Linked DNA regions of Homo sapiens: region 1 is linked to region 2. A link is a loop called in an ENCODE intact Hi-C map of the cell type or tissue named here. Cell type or tissue: chondrocyte. All regions are shown on one strand. Region 1 holds the start of LOC105370870 (a long non-coding RNA gene). Region 2 overlaps IQCH (IQ motif containing H).

Region 1 (2,500 bases), 330 kb after region 2:
TGTCCTTTTCCAGGGCTGCAGGCGAATGGCTGGGTGGGAGTTGGGGGTAGGGGTGAAAGGGGGGGCCAGGAGTGAGAAAGTGGAGCCGGGAGAGGGGGCTGTGCGTAACAGCTCTCACTTAATCAATTTGCACAGATAATTTTCAGGATCAAATGAAGAGGGAATTGGCTTATCGAGAAGAAATGGTGCAACAGCTGCAAATTGTCAGAGGTAAGACGGGAGTCAGGTGAGCTCGTGCACGGGCCGTAACTGCCTCTCGTCTGGCAGGAGCCGCAATGTTGGCTCAGTCATTTGGATTTAAATTGAAGGTAATTTAACAATTATTTTTTTATTTAATATGCTTTGTATACTCTGATTAGCCTCAGAATGGCAAGCGAGCCCAGCAAACGGCTTGCAGGCATCATTACATGGAGTGATTGAACTTCTTATCGCGGCAATTTCCATGGTTTCTAAATTAAAAATCGAGGCGTAAAATTACCTGGGAAGTAATGCCTAAGTTTGCTTTAATTTTGGTTAGATCCATCTGCCTTTAAGCGCCATCCCAGGCCATTTCCTTCCTCCGCCAGTCTGCAGTTAGGAGCTCCGGTACCCCCTCCCCCATCCCTGGAGTTGTTTCTGCGCGGAGCTTAGCCCTGGGGAGAGGAGGAAGCCCGGGCTGTGACCCCGGCCTTTCGGAGGGTGGTCTGCGTTTCCTCACTGGCCCCTCCCCTTGTCTTCCAGATACCCTGTGTAACGAACTCGACCAGGAGCGGAAGGCGCGCTATGCCATCCAGCAGAAATTGAAAGGTGCGGAAGCCGGGAAACAAAGATAGGAGGGGTGCTGGGTGCCGGCCGTGCTGTCGACTGAATGAATGAATAGTGGGACTAGTGAGGAAGGCCACGATCCACGTGGATCAGGATCTGTGAGGGAGAAAAGTGGGAACTGATTTTAACGGGAAGATTATTCTAGGATGGTGGGGGTAAAAAGAAAGAGCCCCTTGGGCTTTGGACGTCAGAAAAATCTGCCTTCTATTACCAATTCTGGCTTTGAGCAGGTTGACTCCTCTCTTACTGTGCCTCAGTTTCCTTTTCTGTAAAATGGGGCTACTGAACCAGAGCAGTGGTTCTGAATCACCAGCTTTTGTCCTACCCTCCTGCCTCCTCCTGATCCGCTCGGTTGAGATTCCCTGACCCCAAAGGGTTGGTAAGGCCGGGGAGGGGAAAGGGTGGACTGCGCGGTGAGGTGAGCCTGGAGAGGCGCCCAGAGTGACCCTCGCGACTGTCTCCCCAGAAGCCCACGACGCCCTGCACCATTTCTCCTGCAAGATGCTGACGCCCCGCCACTGCACTGGCAACTGCTCCTTCAAGCCACCGCTGTTGCCCTAGGGCCGGCCTGGCCGCACCCCTGCGCCCTCAAGCCATGCTGCTCCTTGTAAATACCCGCTGCTGCGGTGGCCCTGAGCGAGGAACAAGCCATTCGGACCCGACCGATGTAAATACAGCCGCCCGTCCGCCCGCCTTCCTCCCGGGCTCCCCGGCCTTGCCCGCCCCCTCCCGGGCGTCCCTGTCCAGGGCCCCGGCTTGGTTTCCAAGTGTAAATACCGCCTCGCGCCTCAAATCCCCCTACCCCGTGTGAACTCTAGGGCATCGGACCTCAAGGGGTTAACTGGACAGACGGGGGGCGGGAGGGGAGAGCGCCCCCTCCCATTGTATAGCCTTGAACCCGATTGTGAATACAATGTAGCAACTTCGCTGGCGCCTGCCCCGCACTCCCCGTCCCGTCCACTTCTGAAACTCCTGTTCCTAATGACAAAGTGGCTATGTGCAATGGATATAAATGTACTGTGAGTCTCTCGGTTCAGTATTAGGTTCACTTTAATTTATTTATGCTGTAAGTTATTTTTGCTTCCTTCTCCTGGACCCACTTCCAGTCCCGTTTTGCATTCCCCTTTGGATTTTGCTTTGGCTATTTTTTGTTGTAACCTCTTGATGTAACAGCACTTTAAAAGGGCGACAACTGACTCACGAGATGGCAACCACCTGGAGCCTGTTTGGGGAGACCACCCTGTACCCGTGACTTTCGTTTTTAATAATAATAATAATAATAATAAAAGATGTCACTTCTGGGGCTACGGAGGTGGGAGTGCACCGGCGGAGCGGGGCGGCGGAACACCGTGCAACAGGTGGGGGTGGGAGCCGCCCCGCGGGTTCTGGGGCTCCCAGGGTCAGAATCGGGCCTGCTCAAGTGGGCAGCAGCGAGCACTCAACCTCTCCACTGTGCCCTCCAGACACACTCAGTTTTCCCCCACAGGGCACTCCCTCTCCGCGTTTAGGACCCTCCCTTGGGCCCGGAATGGAGGAGGGGCATTACGTCACGGTCCTTAGCGCAGCGGTCCCGGGCTCTTTCCTCAAGAGCTCGAAGGCGCCGAGGGTTCATCCATGCCCATTTCCACGCCTGCCACACCGGGGAAGTTACCTCCGGGGCGCTCACAGACAGGGCGCCCTGCCGGGAATCCCAGGT
Region 2 (2,500 bases):
AAAGGTCACATATTGTATGGTTTCATTTATATGAAATGTGCAGAAGAGGTAGATCCATAGAGACAGAAATAGATTAGTGGTTGCCAGGGGCTGAGGGAGTGGGATGAAATGGGGAGTGACAGCTAATGGGGACAGAGTTTCTATTTGGGGTGATGAAAATGTTCTGGAATTATATAGTAGCGATGGTTACTTGCAAATATACTAAAAACCACTGAATTGTATACTTTATAAGGGTGAATTTTATGGTATGGGAATTGTACTTCAATAAAATATAAACAAAGTAAATGGGAATGTGTCATTTTTTTCTTCCCAGCAACCAATGGAAAGAAACCTTCCCATCAGCCTATTAGCCCTCATTTTAGGGTGACTAGACCAATGCTTCTCAAATTATCCATAATAAGGAAACTATTTGTTTTGTTTTGATTTTATCTGACTATCATGGATCAACATTTTTAACAAAATAGAAGAAAATTTAATTACTAGAAAAATACGATTAAAAAAATTAAAGATGTACAATTTAGAAGCCCAATGTTATTATTAGACATAATAGGCATAAAAATTCTAAAAAGTTTTCCAAATTCTTACTCTCAATTTTTTTACTCATTTCAGCAAGACTGGTAAGCCATAATCTGTAGACAAATGCCAGTTGGTAGAATACATTCTGAATAGAACTGGTCTAAACCATGGTGAACTCCCAAAAGGACCAGATGCTTGGGGGAGAGGGATTGTAAGAGGTCTTTAAGTAATAAATATTGTCTTTATTTACAGACCACCATTGCTGATATTGAAACTATTCTAAGAGTAACAAAGGAAAACAAAATGAGATTTGAAGAGGAGCAACAGTCCAAAGATGATAAAAACCTCTCTAAACCCAAGAAATGATCCTGGAATACAGTACATAACAATTTGGATCCCAGTCTGGAATAAAAAGGGCAATTTTTTTTTCTGTTAGAAATAAAAGCCAGGGGAAATTGGTTTGCTTTGTGTGCTAGGAGGTGAATCAGAACAGATTATAATGAAATGCTCTTTTTAAAACATTGTTTATTAAGTGATCTTATTTTATTTATTAAACCAAAACTTATTTGTGTTTTCATTTGAGAGTGTTGAACAATCCCTTCTTCTTCTCAAACTCAGAAAAAAGTAATCTGATAAAAGAAGAAAGTTAAAAGTCTTACTGATATCACCTCCGCATTTACTTCCTCATAGGCCTCAGGATTATGTAGCTTTTATTTTTTATGTTTTATAAAGTTTTCTCCTATTTCTAATAGTCCATCGATCTTCTGCATTTATAGGTTTGAATAAAGGCTTAAGAATTGCTATTTGTCAAAACACAAATGCCTTTTTTTCAAAGCTTCAAATTATATTGAAATTATATTTATATGAATTTTTAAGTGACTATCATTCATCGTGTTTTTGTTATACCAAGCCACTATTGTCTGCTATTGTTGCCATTTTTCAAAAAGTAGGATAAGCCAGCATCTAGTTAACCAAAGCATCAGAATGTATCTAGGTGGCAGTATCTGCTCTTAGTTTAAGATGGAGTGTAGCTCGAGCTCTGTAGCTTGAATAAACATTTGTATTCTCTAGTTCTCCATTTAATACAGCAGTAGGATTTTTTCAAGTTTAGTTCAACATTATACTACCTTTAAAAAGGCAGACTGTTAAGATTGTAGTAGTGCTGACTCTAACTTTCAGCATTCACTTCATAATTGTCCAAAAATATTTCCACATCAGTGAGCTTTACTGAAGGGTGAAATAAAAGCAAATTACAACACCAAAACCATTATTGTTTTAAAGAATGACCTTTATGTCTATAAAAATATTTTAGTGTATTGGGGAAAGGAATAGGATTTTTACCTGTGGAATTTCAATAATTTGTTAACTGTGATTCAGCCACAGGCTAAGAGTTTCTGTAATAAAATTAACATTTGTGTGTGTCAGCTTTTGTTTTGCTATAGTTGGAAATACATTAATTAGCCAGGTTTCCTGCCTGTGCTAGGTACAACACTGACCTCTTTTTCTTGCCAGATCTCTCTAATCCATTCGAGGGGCCCATTGTTCAGACACTTGACAGATAGGAAGTCCTACATGCCCATTAGAGCCGCGCCTCGACTGAAGCCAGAGCAACATAAGGTCCAAGAGACTCATTAGTTCACTGGCACAATCGTGTCCTGAGAGTAAATGAAACCCTCTGTCTCCTTATGGCTCTCATCTGCTCTGGACTTTAAAAGAAAACTGTCTCCGTTTTGTTCGGCACAGTAGTGGATCATTCACATGGTGAGAGCCCCTGCTTAACAGTACAAAACTGTTAAATCTATCGGAAAGTTTTGCATGTGAATTTTGATTAGCACTCCCGAAGCTCAAGCTGCTGGCAATAGCGAAACGATTTCGCCATCCTACACCATTGTTTTACCCACTTGATTGGTTTCTCAAACAATGCCACTTTCCTCCTTTGCAGCTATCATTTGCATATACCACAGAATTCAGACCTGTGAAAGTG

Evidence for each region. Hi-C counts contacts between places; a loop is a spot of excess contacts. Peaks named below come from ENCODE experiments on the same cell type or tissue, not always from the same donor. Only the 100,000 strongest peaks of a DNase experiment are listed, where the experiment ranks them.
Region 1: a loop joins it to region 2, with 8 times the contacts of the local background. A loop is called at or near these places in 48 of 110 quality-filtered maps.

Annotation. Positions count from the first base shown.
Region 1 is chr15:67,832,472-67,834,971 of GRCh38, forward strand. It overlaps SKOR1 (SKI family transcriptional corepressor 1), which reads left to right. Exons shown (of 9, transcript NM_001365915.1): 7 at 136-210; 8 at 721-786; 9 at 1,271-2,111. The coding sequence ends at 1,365. SKOR1-AS1 (SKOR1 antisense RNA 1) reads right to left here. Exons shown (of 3, transcript NR_120345.1): 3 at 1,837-2,500. LOC105370870 (a long non-coding RNA gene) reads right to left here and starts at 126. Exons shown (of 4, transcript XR_932395.3): 1 at 1-126. RefSeq lists an enhancer at 1,024-1,860 and a silencer at 1,437-1,586. In chondrocyte, CTCF peaks have their summits at 1,539 (motif pointing left) and 1,747; no DNase peak of the experiment used is centred here.
Region 2 is chr15:67,499,865-67,502,364 of GRCh38, forward strand. IQCH (IQ motif containing H) reads left to right here. Exons shown (of 21, transcript NM_001031715.3): 21 at 769-1,940. The coding sequence ends at 882. All of the region lies in intron 2 of IQCH-AS1 (IQCH antisense RNA 1), which reads right to left. Among named protein-coding and RNA genes, the nearest start is that of C15orf61, 20 kb to the right of the region's middle. RefSeq lists a silencer at 2,031-2,205. In chondrocyte, a CTCF peak has its summit at 1,510; no DNase peak of the experiment used is centred here.